Linked DNA regions of Homo sapiens: region 1 is linked to region 2. A link is a loop called in an ENCODE intact Hi-C map of the cell type or tissue named here. Cell type or tissue: tibial artery. All regions are shown on one strand.

Region 1 (8,000 bases), 1.0 Mb before region 2:
GCTTATACACACATGAGAGTATCTCCTGCCCCCAGTGGCTCCACCACCAGTGCCTGAATACTCAACATCTGAGTGCTAATTAATGTGCCAGGCACCGTTTTAAGCAGTTGTGGTGTAAAAAGGAAATATCCCTGCTTGTGGACGATACATTCTAGTGGAGGAGTCAGATACATAAAATGTCAGGTAAATTGCTAAAGTGAAAGGAAAACTGAGTAAAGGGCTGGAAATGAATGGAAGGGGGGGTGGCAAGTCTTTTATTTATGGTAATTTAAAAAGGTGTCCCTAAGGAAGTAATCCTTAGAGCTAAGAGCAGAAATAAGGCAGGCAAAGATTTGAGGGAGGGAGGAGGGAACAAGCTTGGCAGGTTGACTAAAGCAGGGCATTAGAGCACAGTGTACAAGGGGCTGGGAACTGGGGACTCTTGGAAGCCATGGTAGGAAACTTGGGAAGCCATTGAGGGGTTTGAGCCATGGTCTGACATAAAGGTCACTCTGGATACTGTGTATACAATATTATAGGGAACCTGGGTGAAAATAGATTTAGGAGAAGCAACTCAGAAGATTTAATAGCAACTCAGAAGTCTTCACATCGAGTGTTGGTGGCTTAGCCTAGGGTGGTAGCAGCAGCAGTAGTGGCTAGTGGTAGGACTCTGTGTACTAAAGGTACAGCCAACATAACTTTGGCCCAGGGATTGGAAGGCAAAGAGATGACAAGGGTGACTCGGGTTTTTGGCCTGAAGGGGGAAAAAGAATAAAAATTTATGGTTTGCACTTAGGTTTGAGATGCCTAATAGATTTCCAGTAGAATCCAGCATGGAACCCGGCATATGACCGTTAGGGTAATAGGAGGTGAACATTTTGGAGAGTCATCTCTATGGCATTTGAAGCCATGTGACTGAAATTACTCAGGAAATTAGAGCTTCTCAAATGTTAATAAGCATGTTTGGTTAAGATCCAGATTCTGCTTCAGGAGATCTGACGTGGGGCCCGAGGGTCTGCATTTCTAGCAAGCTTCTCAGTGATGCTGATGCCGCTGGGCCGGGGCCCGCATTTTGAGTAGCAACCAAGTAGATGGGGAGGAGAGAGGGTCAGCCCTGTGTCACTCCAACATCTAAAATGGGGAGGAGCCAGCAAAGGAACCTGAGGAGAGCTCTCCGTGATGTGAAATAAAGTGTTTCAAGAAGGGAGTCGTCGGCTCATTCAGGTGCTGTTGAAGGAAGATGAACACAACTAACTGTTAGATTGGGGGGATTGTCGTTAACAAGCTGCACGTTTGGAGTCTGGATTGTGAGCAGAAGGGGACTGAAATAGAGATGGCAACTGCAGACAAGCCTTGCAAAGGGGAACAGAGATGGGTTATAACTGAGGCGGAGGTGAGCTAAGGGAGGACTTAAGCTATTCGGGAAATAGTATGGCATGATTGACTATATGCTGGAGGAATCCCGTTAGGAGGGGCAAGTGAATGCTGTTGATGGGGAAACTGAATAGGCAAGACGGAGTGGGATGCAGGACTCAGGAGAGGCTGGTCTCAGTAGGCAGAAGAGGCAGTGCCTTGTCCATGTCCACAGGGAGGGCAGCACTTTTATTCACTTACTCAAATATTTATTGTGCACCTATTTGCAAGGCATCGTTTGTACTGGGGATAAAGCAGTGACCAAAATGAGACAATCTGTAACCTTGTGGAGCTTAGATTCTGGAGTGAATGGGGCGTATATGCAGGTAGGTTGCTAACTTTGTTATTGGGAAAATGATAGCTTCCACTTTCCCAGCTGAGGAAGTGATGGGGAAGGGAGTTGCAAGTCTGTAGGAATGAGAGGTGTGGAGCATCACCTGGGAGAGTAGGAGAGTGAATGGCCCCGGAATGCCAGGACTGTGGCCAAGCTGCAGGTTTGGGTCAAAACTTCACATGAGCTGACTACTCATTTTGTTGCCTGGATGCAGACATGAAAAAATAAACAAAAAATAACAAATTTTCGAAATCTCTACAGTACACCAGAAAAATTGCATCTCCCCAGTCCTTTTCATATACCTATTAGGTGGCTTCCTCTGGGGTTCTGTCCTCATTCCCCCTCCTGAAATGGAAGGAGCAAATTTTCAAGGAGCAGTTAATGTAAGTAAGCTAGACGGCTAGACGGCTCTTCAGCGCTGTCTGAATCAAGTACTTAGTAGTTTTATGTTGTTCAAAATACATTTTAAGTGAAGTTAGTTATTTTGGGACTTCCTTTACTATATTGCCTAAACTACATCAATCAGAGAAACCACAGCTCCTTCATCGTCTCCTATTTCAATGCGAGGGAAGTGGTCTGGACCAAGATTCCAGAGATGTGGACTCAACCTGTGATCTTGGACAGGTCACTTGTCCTCTTTGGCCTGCAGTTTGTTCAGCTGGAAAATGGCTGATTTAATATATGGTTACCTAAAAGTGTGGCTGTTATTCATGTCTTAACATTAGTCCGAGGAAAGAGGTCTCCTGGTCACAAACTTACTAATTGGGTAGTTTATAAAATAACAGCTTTAATTCACGTGCGTTGTAAGTACACTTTAAAGCAGGGCTTTCTAAACTTCAGACACCACAGACAGATCTTGATGGATTTTGCCATTTCTGCACACCATTCTAATTTTATATTTAAAACTACTATGTGCTTAGTACTTTTAAAGTCAACTCACTGTTTGATGTAAATTTATTTTAAAAAGGAAGCATATCACTTTGGCAAATGGAAAATTAGTATCACTTTCTGCAACTAGAAGACTACCTTAAAATGTAATAAAAACAGTGTTATTAAACACTAGCTATGCAGTATGGCCAGTGAAGAGAGCCCAAAGTCTATCCTTTTTTTAATTAAAAGGTGTGATAAGTAAGTAACGTTAGGTAAGGGTAAAAGACACGTAAACACCAAATTGAGTCTTTCTGCATGATGTGATCAAATGGATTTTGAGACTTTTCTTGAGTACTTACCTTACCATCCTACTCTGGAAAACACTTTTAACAAAAGGTTAACCAGTGCAGTTCCTTGACTATCAGTATAAAACAATATTAACATTTCTTAGTTTAACAGCACTTGTCTAGCTGCATGCAGATGGATGTTGCCTCTTAATTAAGGTTTCTGTAAACCTCATAAGGTATTTGCCAACATTGTCTATATCGGTACTAGAGTGACATTATCCTGACCCCAAAGGAGTTTCTAGTCTTACCTCTTTTTTCATCTGAGGATTAAAAATGGCACCTCCTCAGTGCATCTCTCTTTTTTTTTTTTTTTACACGGAGTCTTGCTTTGTCACCCAGGCTGGAGTGCAGTTGTGCGATCTTGGCTCATGGCAACCTCCGCCTCCCAGGTTCAAGCAATTCTCCTGCCTCAGCCTCACAAGTAGCTGGGATCACAGGCGTGTACCACCATGCCTGGCTAATTTTTATATTTTTTGTACAGACAGAATTTCACCATGTTGACCAGGCTGGTCTTGAACTCCTGGCCTCAAGCGATCCGCCCCGCCCCCCTGCCCCCCACTTGGCCTCCCAAAGTGCTGGGATTACAGGCCTGAGCCGGGCGGTAGTGCATCTCTTTGGGAGCTGAGAGAGGTTTCCTGGGCCAGCCTTGCAATACCATCACTCTTGGGCCCAGCATTCCAGACCTGAAAAATCCTTAGAATTACCCAGCTAATTTCCTCAGTTATCCACTAGCTAGTGGGTTCTTGATTTAGCAGTCTCTATTATCAAAACAAAAATTCCAATTTCCTTACAAATTGGATAAAAGCAACATGTCCATGTCATAAACACAGGAGGAATGAGATTTTTACTGCAGCAGCATATTTTGGTATTTTGGATAGCTGTGTACCTATAAGAGCTAAAAGTAGTCTTTCAGATTTTAATTGTATTGGATAAAAATTTTCCTGCCTTCTTAAATATGTCCTTAAATTCTTCTTGGCGTATAGTAGGACAAACAAACATTTAATGTATTCATCCTTTGACTCAACACCATGTGATTATACAGTGATATTCTTAAATCTTGCTCCAGTATGGAGGACCATTTGCCTCTGTACTTGCTTCCGAGTGTTTTTTAAAATAAATTTGGCTGCTTTTGATGTTTTTCATGCTTCCTTGCTTCTAAAACTGTCTGCCTTGTAGTTTGTATCCCTCTTAGTTTGTTGTGTGTTGGAAAAGCATTTGGTTGAATCTGTGTCTAGCTTCAGAATAAATAGATTCTAAGAGAGTATCTAGTGCTTGACTTCAATGTATGGTTTTTTTTGTTTGGTTTTTTTTGGGTTTTTTTGAGACAGAGTTTCGCTCTTGTTGCCCAGGCTGGAGTGCAATGGTGTGATCTCGGCTCACCGCAACCTCCGCCTCCTGGGTTCAAGTGATTCTCCTGCCTCAGCCTCCCGAGTAGCTGGGATTACAGGCATGCACCACCACACCCGGCTAATTTTGTATTTTTATTAGAGATGGAGTTTCTCCATGTTAGGCTGGTCTCGAACTCCTGACCTCAAGTGATCCATCTGCCTCAGCCTCCCGAAGTGCTGGGATTACAGGTGTGAGCCACCGTGCCCAACCAGTTTTGGTTTTTTTAATATGTGGATTGTTTTTTCTCCCCTGTTCTTGTGGTCAGATAGCAGTGTTTCACCATCTACTAGCTTTGAACAGCAAGATCTAATTGCTTTGTTTGACAAGAGGACTTAACTTATTTATACAGTATTCTAATCTTAGAAACTTCCCACACAGAAACAGATGTTAGGCCAGCTGGCTAGTTTTCTCTCCAGGTGTTCAGGTTTTAGATTAGTAATATGGAATCATATACCCTTGGTGGGAAGTAATCTTTTTGATTCTAATAGAAGAATGTGGTTTACCAACTATATGAAATGGTAGAACATAGCAATTTCAAGCCTTTTTGACAGACTTCCATTGCTTTTCTGTGCCTTCCTGAGATGTGATAACATCTTCCAAATTTCAGAAATTTTCTTCTGTAATCTTAGAACACATTTTCCTTTTTGGTTACATTCATTTCCCATCAACTTGAAAAAAGTAAATTCTCATAGATTAAGCAATTATAAAGCACCGTAGCAAAATCATGACTGGGAAATTCAATTTTCACAGCAAAAACTTTGCAGTAGCTTTGGCTTTGAGTTTATAGTGTTTGAGTATTGCGTAGACTATTTTCTTCATCAATGTCATTGTTACTTCAGGATAATTCTGACTAAGGTGCAACTTGGTGGAATTGACAACCCAGCACTTTTCTAATTACCCAGTGAGAAATAAGGACATTTTCCTGTGCCCAGTTAAGAGAGGGAGAAAAGCTAGAGTTACCTAAAGTATTCTCTCTCTCTTTTTTTTTTTTTTTTTTTTTGAGACAGCCTCACTCTTTCCCAGGCAGGCTGGAGTGCAGTGGCGCAATCTTGGCTGATTGCAACCTCTGCCTCCCAGGTTCAAGCAATTCTCCTGCCTCAGCCTCCCAAGTAGCTGCAATTACAGGTGTGTGCCACCACGCCTGGCTAATTTTTTTATTTTTTCTTTTGAGATAGAATTTCACTGTTGTTGCCTAGGCTGGAGTGCAATGGCGCAATGGCACGATCTTGGCTCACTGCAAACTCTGCCTCCCAGGTTCAAGTGATTCTCCTGCTTCAGCCTCCCGAATAGCTGGGATTACAGGCATGCACCACCAGGCCCGGCTAATTTTGTATTTTTAGTAGAGACGGGGTTTCTCCATGTTGGTCAGGCTGGTCTTGAACTCCCGACCTCAGATGATCCACCCGCCTCGGGCTCCCAAAGTGCAGGGATTACAGGCATGAGCCACTGTGCCTGGCCTTGTATTTTTTTTTTTTTTTTTTTTTTTTTTTTAGAGAAAGTCTTGCTCTGTCACCCAGGCTGGAGTGCAGTGGCACAATCTCAGCTCACTGCAACCTCCACCTCCGGGTTCCAGCAATTCTCCTGCCTCAGCCTCCCAGGTAGCTGGGATTACAGGCATGCACCACCACACTGGCTAATTTTTGTGTTTTTAGTAGAGATGGGGTTTCACCATGTTGGCCAGGCTGGTCTCCAACTCCTGATGTCAGGTGATCCGCCCCCTTCGGCCTCCCAAAGTGCTGGGATTATAGGCGTGAGCCACCTCACCCGGCCTAAAGTATTCTCTTTCTATTTTAGTCTTCACTGTATTAAATTTATTTTAAATTAGATTTCCCCTCCTAATAGTAGACTAAATGCCTAATTATCTGGAATTGATTTTAAAAATTTATATTATTTTCATGTCACTTGAAGATCTCAAAACAAGACTTTTATCCATTTAAGCTAACAAGAGTGAGTCTGGGTTCTTTGTAAAGCACTTTTGTAAAAAAGTACCTTATGTGTGAGAGTTTGCAGTACCTCCCTAAGTATTTCAACAAGTGGCTAGTCCAGTGAGTTGCAAATAGTAGCTAAAAGTAGATTTTTATACTACTTTACATCCAGGATTAAGGTAGAGGGTTTACTATTTTGTTTTGTTTTGTTTTTACTAGATACTTACATCTTTGTTTTATTTGTTATGCTCCACTGAGGTCTGTCCTACCAAAGGGACAAGAGAAGCAACTGTTATGCCATGAAAGGAATTTTCCCATACATAAGCATTCGTAAATAATCCCCAAGTGTAAACACAGTGCCACTTGTTTCCTTAACATTTTCTCAGACCTGCCACATCCTGACTTTCGACATTGATATGACAATTCAAAGATAACTTAAGCAGAATGTGAAAGATAATTTGCAAAAGCATGTCATGTAGAACGTGGAGAGGAATCCTGTAGTAACTAGGCGACGTCCCTCGGCTTGGGGTGAGACTGTGTTCCAAACTACGGTTTCCCAAAGCGTTCCGTGGATCCTAGAATGCTAACTGGCCCAAGAAAGCTGGGATACTTTGCATATAAAATTCTTCCTCTTGGAGATTCAGAAGGCACATACATATTAGAGGTTCTGAGAAATACTGCCACTTTTCCCCCATAATACCTTACTATTCTGAGGAAGTAGGGTCCTTTCAAATGGTTTGAAAATGTTGCCCTACACTACACCATGAAAGGATGGATCATATTCAAATCTACTGAGTAATCCTACTGTAGGGGGACTTATACCCCAGCTCCCTACTTTCCCATATCCAGCACTATGGTCTTGGTGCCATTTGTACCATTGTTTAAAGACAGCAGTCAGGCATAAGGACTGGTATCTTCTTTCTACTAGACAGTACTACTCAATTGGGTGGAGGAGAAGTATAAGTGTTTAAAGCCTCCCTAACCAAATCTGGTGCAACAAGTAACAATACTGTTCAAGAATTGTGTGTCAAATACAATTGGGTTATATAACCCACTAGCTCAACCTTGAAAATAAATTAACTTGTTTGGCTTCTTAATTGGTAGAATTCGTATACGTTCATAGTCACACATGGATAGTAACCTTCATATTTGATCAGAGGAACTCCCAGAAAGGACCACTGTTCGTCTTATGTCCCTTTCTGAGAAAGAAAGGACTATAAAAGGCAAGTGATAAAGAGGATCTGAATTCAAGCCACATTCTATTGTTACCATGAGGGTCAAGTAGATGTGAGAAGTGGCCCTAGGCAACGATCTCGTGCTCCCAGCAGGCTCTGAAGTTTATTCGAATTTAACGTCATGATGCGCCTTTGGCTTTATAACCTGTAAAGATCAACTAAACTGTTTTCCTAGGAGAGTCCCATTGTCATTTTAAAGTAATTGTTTCTGTAAAATGCATTTACAGAAAGTCAGATTTGCTTAACCAGTGCCACCATCAAAACTTTCTATTAAGGGTGGACAAATACCATCTGTAGATAGAATTAAAACCTGAATTGTGCATGAGGCACAAGATCTCTAGAGAAAAGGGGTAGTTAATTGCCCAAGAGTAATAATTCCAGCAGAGTCATTGACGGGGCTCCAAATTTGCCATTTCTAGCATGTTTTAGTGAGAGAGTAGGAAATCTGTCTTTCTGTTTGTTTCATCTCTTAATTAGTTGAAGTCTTCAGGAAAATCAGTAGCTATGA
Region 2 (8,000 bases):
TATATATATAATAAAAAGCATTAGGAAAAAAAGCCAAAGTTCTCAAACAGGTTAATCACAAAAGAAAAAATATAAATGGCAAAAGAAAAAGTGAGAAAAAGTTCCAAAAATATTTTTGAAGAAAATTTTTCAAGGATTATTAATAGCTCTCTCCTTGGATGATGAAACTATGAATGAATTTTTTAAACTTCTCTTTCTACTCTTCCATATTTTTAAAGTTTTCTATAGTGGAAACACATATAAGAAATGTTTAAAAGGCTGAGAAATGGCTGGTAAATCCTAACTAGCATGTTGTCACCTTTAAATCTTACTCTGACAGACAGCATATAGTCCATTTGGAGTATGTGGAAATTTATGATGAAAAATTCCCATGGAAAAGTGATATTTGAGGTGAGTGGCCCTGTCCTGATGTCATATGACAGACAAACACACTGATGTGTTGGAAACCAATTCTAAAAAATTCTACATTTTAATTATTTTTCTTAAAGCCCTGATTTGTAGTGTTTGCTGATTTCCATAGTGTTATAATTTGAATTGTGTCCTCAAAAAGATATGTTGAAATCTTAACTCCCAGAAGCTCAGAATGTGGCCTTATTTGGAAATAGGGTAATTGCAGATATAATTAGTTAAAATGAGGTCATACTGGAGTGGGATGGGCTCTTAATACAACTAGTGTCCTTATAAGAGGAGGAGAAGAGACACAGACAGACACACCCACCAAGAATGCCACGTGACTCTGGAGGTGGAGATTAGAGCAACATGTCTGCAAACCAAGGAGTGGCAGGGATTGACGCCCCCATCAGAAGCTAGGAAGAGGTAAAGAAGACTTCTACCCAGGATCTCAGAGGAAACATAGCTCTGCTGACCCCGGTTCCAGATTTCTGGCCTCCAGAACTAGAAGAGAATACATTTCTATTGTTTAAAGCCACACACTTTGTGGTACTTTGCCATGGTAGCCTAGGAAACTAATACACATGGTGTAAATAGAGGTTGAGTATCTCTATTCCGAACATCCAAAATCCAAAATGTTCCAGAATCTGAAACTTTTTGAGTGCCAACATGATACAAGTGGAAAATTTCACACCCACCCTCATGGGATGAGTCGCAGTCAAAATGCAATCAATGCACAATAGCAAACATAGAGAATCAACCTAAGTGTTGATCAGTGGAGGATTGAGTGAAGAAAATGTGATGTATACTCCATGGAATACTAGTCAGCCATAAAAAAGAATGAAATCATGTCTCTTGCAGCAGCATGGATAGAACTGGAGGCTGCTATCTTAAGTGAAATATAACAGAAACAGAAAGTCAAATATCACATGTTCTCACTTCTAAGTGCGAGCTAAATAACATGTACACATGGACATAGAGAGTGGGATAATAGACATCAGAGACTCAAAAAGGTAGGAGGGTAGGCAGGGTGAGAGACAAAGAATCACCTATTAGGGACAACATGCACTCATCTAGTGAGGGTTTCTCTAAAAGCCCACATTTCACCACTATGCTATATAGCCATGTAAGGTAACTACAGTTGTAGCTCCCAAATCTATAAAAGTAAAAATAATTTTTAAAAAACTTGGTTTCATGCATGAAATTACTAAAAATATTGCATAAAATGACGCTTGAGTCTCTGTTTAGAAGGTGTACGTGAAACATAAAGGAATTTGTGTTTAGACATGGGTACCATCCCAAGATCTCTCATTATGCATATGCAAATATTCCAAAGTCCAAAATCCAAAACACTTCTGGTCCCAAGCGTCTCAGATAGGGGATGCTCAACCCATCCATCTTGGCCAAGTAACATGACTCCCCTGAATGCAGGGCTGGGATCCTGCGTGCTCCTGTTCTCATGAGCCAGGGTGTTCCAGCACAGGGCAGAACGGAAGGCTGCTAATCTAAGGCATGGAGAGTTCTGAGTTTGTCCAGAGAAGAATCTGACATAGGTTTGACTGAAAATCTTTGGTGTAGAATTATCATCAATGGACATTGTCCTATTTTGTATGCATTTTACCTTTTAAAGTCTCCATGTTGGGTTCCAGGAATACATTAACCTAATTCAGTTCCAGAGACACAAATGAGATCATGAATGCAAACCTGCCGGATGACTATTCAAATATCAATGACAACATGCAGAAATACAGTTCCAGTTGCACTGTTGAGACGAATTCCCATGTGTATGTACATGGTTTCAGCTGGGAGTTTTAAAGCCACTCAGCATTGAAATAGCCTGGATCAAGACAGACAAACACACAATGAAACTGCACACAAATAGTAGTGTCAGGACACTGTGGTCTTTCTGCTGAACCTCTCATCTTTTTTTTTTTTTTTTTTTTTTGAGACGGAGTCTTGCTCTGTTGCCCAGGTGGGAGTGCAATGGCATGATCTCAGCTCACTGCAACCTCCACCTCCCGGGTTCAAGCAATTCTCCTGCCTCAGCCTCCTGAGTAGCTGGGACTACAGGTGTGTGCCACCACGCCCGGCTAATTTTTGTATTTTTAGTAGAAACGGGGTTTCACCGCATTAGCCAGGATGGTCTTGATCTCCTGACCTCATGATCTGCCTGCCTTGGCCTCCCGAAGTGCTGGGATTACAGGCATGAGCCACCACGCTCAGCCAATGAACCTCTCGTTTCCATCCACCAAATAGGTATTGGGCTTTGAAGTCAGTCAGACCTGGGTTCAAATTCTAGCTCTGCCACTTACAGTCTATGTAGCTTGGGACAAACTGCTTAAACTCTAAAGCCTCAGTTTCCCCATCTGTGTAAAGGTGTTAAGAAGACTTAACTCAAAGGGCAATTATGAGGATTGACAGCGTTGACACAATACCTGGCATATGATGAACACTCAATAGACAGTAATCAAGCTATGCTGGCCACTCCCTATGTGGAGTTTTGAATCAGGAGGCTGAGTGCAGAGTGCAGAGTCCTCTTGGCCAGGTCCGACTGCGGAGACGGCAGAGGAGTGAAGGAGGTGCTGTGTACCCCAGGTCCCAGCTGTGTGCACCTTGAACTGGGGGAACCCCCGCCTCCTTTCTGTCTGGCATGAACTCTGCTTCCTCCCAAGGAGTTTGAGGCCTGAATTCACCCATGGTTTATTCACCCCTGACCCAAGCAAACGTTCAGTGTTGAGAGGAAGCAACAAATGTGAAAGATCAAGGCAGAACACAGAGCATTTCTGAGGAAGTCTGTCGCGCCCACTGTTTTGACAGGCTCTGGAAGCCCAGCTTTGCCTAGCCCAGGGCAAGTACAGTACTCTAGGAAGTAGTACTCGGGTGGGGCTGTTGGTAGCCGGGGGTGGTCATCTGATTACCAGGGAAATGCAGAGTTTATTTTATCTAATTACCAGGGAACTGCCTGAGAGATTTCATCTGTCATAATTCTAAACAATGCTGAGGAGACTTTATCTTTACAGTTTCCAGTGTAAAGGCCAGAGGATGCTGGTTGTTGAGAGTGGTGAGGGGGACATAAGCGTACATTATTCAGTTTTGTCTGATTTTGTATACACTTGAAAATCCCCTTAATAAAAAGCAGCACCAAAGCCAGGAGCAATGGTGTGCACCTGTGGTCCCAGCTACTCGGGAGTCTGAGTGGGGAGGATGGCTTGAGCCCAGGAATTCCAGACCAGCCTGGGCAACATAGTGAGACCCACCTCTAAAAAACCAGCAACAAACAAAAAACAGAAAAACCAAAACAAATTTTTTTTTTTTTTGAGACGGAGTCTGGCTCTGTCTCCCAGGCTGGAGTGCAGTGGCGCCATCTCGGCTCACTGCAAGCTCCGCCTCCCGGGTTCACGCCATTCTCCTGCCTCAGCCTCCCGAGTAGCTGGGACTACAGGCGCCCGCCACCACGCCCGGCTAATTTTTTGTATTTTTAGTAGAGACGGGGTTTCACCGTGTTAGCCAGGATGGTCTCGATCTCCTGACCTCATGATCCGCCCGCCTCGGCCTCCCAAAGTGCTGGGATTACAGGCGTGAGCCACCGCGCCCGGCCCCAAAACAAATAATTTTAAAAGAAACAAAAATTTAAAAAACAACTAACAACCAGGAATAACCCTCTCCTTTGAGAACCCCAATACCACCTCACAATACACATAATCATGAGAATCTGTATTAAGGGTTTCTCACCCTTAATACAGGAAGTTGCCATACAAAAGGAAGTATGCAGACGTCGCTCTGTGTCTCTTAAAGTTCCAACGTTTCCTTACTCATAAATGACAAAGAGTGCTCTTCAGATTGACACATCAGGTTGCAGCTCTTCTCTGCTTGAAATCCCTCTGTAGCTTTTCAAGGTAGTGTCCCCTCCTTCGAAGGGAACAGCAGCTCCTTTGTGACCAGGATCCAGCACACGTTTCGTCTCCTATTTGTACTCTCCGGCTCTTGTGTGCTGGTCTTCTCCCTCCAGCTCCAGGGAATGATGTGCGTTTTCCTGGCATTTGCCTTCTGCCTCTTTCCTGGATCCGGGCTGTTTCCACTTCCTCCCCTCCCCACTCCCACGCCCCTGCCCATCACCTACTCATCCTGCAAGTCTGACCTGAAGCCCTGCCTCTTGTGCAAGATCTCCGGACCCTCAGCAGAGACCTCCCTCCATGCTCCTGTTGCAGGACTTTCCCTTAGTTCAGCTGCAAGATCTCCGGACCCTCAGCAGACCTCCTTCCCTGTTCCTGTTACAGGACTTTCCCTTAGTTCAGCCAACCACGGGGTCCTTGTCCGTCCCACGGCCACGAAAATGTAGGCTTGCAGACGGTTTGAAGGGTGAGTAAAGCAGGGTTTTATTGGGTGAAAAGGAAAAAAGGGAGGAAAAGGGACCCTCTGCGAAGCCAGAGTCCCTGCTGGTGCCCTTCCTGTCTGCCAATTTGAATCCTAGATTCCACCCAGAAAGAGGTGGGGCCGGGCTCCTCCCCAGTGCGAAGGGCGTGAACTTGCCGAGGGTCCACCCCGGTGCACAGGCCGGTTGGAGATTGCTGTCTCACTCCCATTGTACATAGTCATTACCTCTCATTGTTTCTATTTTTTCCCTCTGAGAGAGGTGAGCCTCTTAAATGCAGGAGTGATTTTATCTTTTTGTCTTCCCAGTGCATGGCACATAGTTGATTTTTTGTTTTTTTTTTTCCTGAGACAGGGTCCAGCTCTGTCGCCCAGGCTGGAGTGCAGTGGCGCAATCTCGGTTCACTGCAGCCTTCACCTCTAGGCTCAAGTGATCCTCCCACCTCAGCCTCCCAAGTAGCTGGGACTAGAGGCATGCACCACCGCACTTGGCTAATTTTTGTATTTTTAGTAGAGATGGGCTTTCGCCATGTTGCTCAGGCTGGTCTCGAACTCCTGAGCTTGAGTGATCCACCTGTCTCAGACTCCAAAAGTGCTGAGATTACAGATGTGAGCCACCGCACCCAGCCAAAAACACAAATAAGTGTATTAATAGTGTGAGGCATTGCAAAATATTGCTGAGAATACAGTTCACTAGTATCATCATCATAGAGCACAAAACAAATTCTGATATTATTAAGAATATCAGCCAGGTGCAGTGGCTCACGCCTGTAATCCCAGTACTTTGGGAGGCTGAGGCAAGCAGATCACCATGTTGAGAGAGAGACCATCCTGGCCAACATGGTGAAACCCCGTCTCCACTAAAAATACAAAAATTAGCTGGGTGTGGTGGCACACACCTGTAATTCCAGCTACTCGGGAGGCTGAGGCAAGAGGATTACAGCCAGGCATGGTGGCTCACACCTGTAATCACAACACTTTGGGAGGCTGAGGCAGGCAAATCACGAGGTCAGGAGTTCGAGACCAGCCTGGCCAACATGGTGAAACTCTGTCTCTACTAAAAATACACAAATTAAATGGGTGTGGTGGCGGGCGCCTGTAATCCCAGCTACTTGGGAGGCTGAGCAAGGGGAACCATTTGAGCCCAGGAGGTGGAGGTTGCATTGAGCCGAGGTGACAGGGTGAGACTCCATCTCCAAAAAAAAAAAAAAAAAAAGAATATCGTAGCTCTAACACATACATAGAAAACTCATTCTATTAGAAATTAAATTATACTAATATTATTGACAATCACTTTTATAGCTGTCATTGTAAACTCAAAGACAAGAAATAAATTCATCACGAGAAAACATAAAACAAGTACTTAGCCTTATTGTTGAGTTGCCTTTTACTGAATGGTACCTCAGTTCTTGGGATAAAGTTTGAAACAGCAACTGGAAGGACAGCTTTAACTTGAAAACGGTTTTATTTTTAGAGTTGTCATGTTACAAAAGCTCTTCTCACATAGCTAAGCTGTTGGAAAGAGACCAGGTTTTGTGAAAGTTTTTCATTAAGTGTTTCATGTTATCATCACTGTAACCCCAAACAATGGCAAATGCTTCATAAGCCGCTGAAATGCCGATTCAGCTGATAAATTAATAAAATTCTCCTTCTTTAAAGTCCTAAGCCAGAAAACACTTGTTAACATTTTTAACAGGAATGAATGAAGATGGATGGACCACCCAAAGATGCTCCTATCCCAGGGTAATCTCCAAAGACAAAACATCAATTTCACTGTGTTTTTTGCTTACCCAGGTCAAGAGTTACCAATACCAAGACATCAAACTGCACAGAGATTGGACCTAGAGCAGCAGGAGGTAGTATATAAAACACCAATACTAGAGGGAATTAGGAGAGGGAGCAGAAAAATGATTCATCTGTAGCACGTGTGGTCTGCAAGTTGCAGGGTGTAGAATGTAGCTTGTGGATAGAGGAAGAGTATTAGAAAAAATTAATGCTCATTCAAGTTTATTTTATGAACTAGCCAAAAAGTCACACATGGATACTCACAGTAGGTAGAATAATCAGAGCAGAAATAGCACTTCTGGCACATAGTTATTGGGATTGAGGAAGAATTCATTTTAGCTTTAATTTTAAAATAGCTTTAATTACTTTTATTTTAATTAATTCTTCTAAAGCTTTTAATTTTAAAAAAGCTTTTAATTTTTATTGTGGAAAAACATACATAGCATAAAATTTGCCATTTTAACGATTTCTAAGTGCATAGTTCAGCGTCACTAAATACAATCACCTGATTGTACAACCGTCACCACCATCCATCATCTCTAGAGCTTTTTCCTTTTCAACTTCCCAAACTGAAACTCTGTACCCATTAAACAATAGCTCTTCATTACTCTATCCTCCCAGTACCTGGGAACCATCATTCTACTTCTGGTTTCTATGAAAATGACATTCTAGATATCTCATATAAGTGGAATCATGCAGTGTTTTTTGTATCCAGCTTCTTTCACTTAGCCTTATGTCAAGGCTCATCCATATCGTAGCATGTGTCAGAATGTCTCTTTTTAAGGCTAAGTAATATTCCACTGTATGTCTGTACCACATTTTGTTTATCCATTCCTCTGTCAATGAATGCTTCCACCTTTTGGCTATCATGAATAATGCTGCTATGCAAGTGAATTTGCAAATATCTGTTGAAGTCCCTGCTTTCAATTCTTATGGGTTTAAACCCAGAAGTGGACTTGATGACTCACAGGGTAATTCTATGTTCCAATTTTTTTAGGAGCCACTGTACTCTTTTTCCACCATGACTATACCACCGTAGAGTCCACCAGCAATGCACAGGAGTTCTGATTTGGCTACATCCTCACCAAAATGTATATTTCCTGTTTTTTTTGATAATTGCCATCTTAATGGGTATGAAGTAGTATCTTATTGTGGTTTTGATTTCCTTAGTAATCAGTGATGTTGAGCATCTTTTATGTGCTTGATGGCCATTTGTATATCTTCTTTGGGAAAATGTCTACGTAAGTCCTTTGAATATTTTTTAATTGGGTTGTTTATTTATTGTTGAGTTGTAGGAATTCTTTATATATTCTGGATATTGATCCCTTATCAAATATATTATTTGAAATATTTCCTTCCATTCTGCAGGTTGTCCTTTGATTGCACAAAAGTTTTAAATTTTGATGAAGTCCAGTTTACTTATCTTTTTCTTTTGTTGCCCATGCTTTTGGTGT

The links. Peaks named below come from ENCODE experiments on the same cell type or tissue, not always from the same donor. Only the 100,000 strongest peaks of a DNase experiment are listed, where the experiment ranks them.
Region 1: a loop joins it to region 2, with 12 times the contacts of the local background. A loop is called at or near these places in 10 of 110 quality-filtered maps.

The regions. Positions count from the first base shown.
Region 1 is chr4:183,513,325-183,521,324 of GRCh38, forward strand. No RefSeq gene overlaps it. Among named protein-coding and RNA genes, the nearest start is that of ING2, 12 kb to the left of the region's middle. In tibial artery, no CTCF peak of the experiment used is centred here; no DNase peak of the experiment used is centred here.
Region 2 is chr4:184,544,336-184,552,335 of GRCh38, forward strand. No RefSeq gene overlaps it. Among named protein-coding and RNA genes, the nearest start is that of LINC02427, 11 kb to the left of the region's middle. In tibial artery, no CTCF peak of the experiment used is centred here; no DNase peak of the experiment used is centred here; H3K27me3 peaks cover 1,257 bases.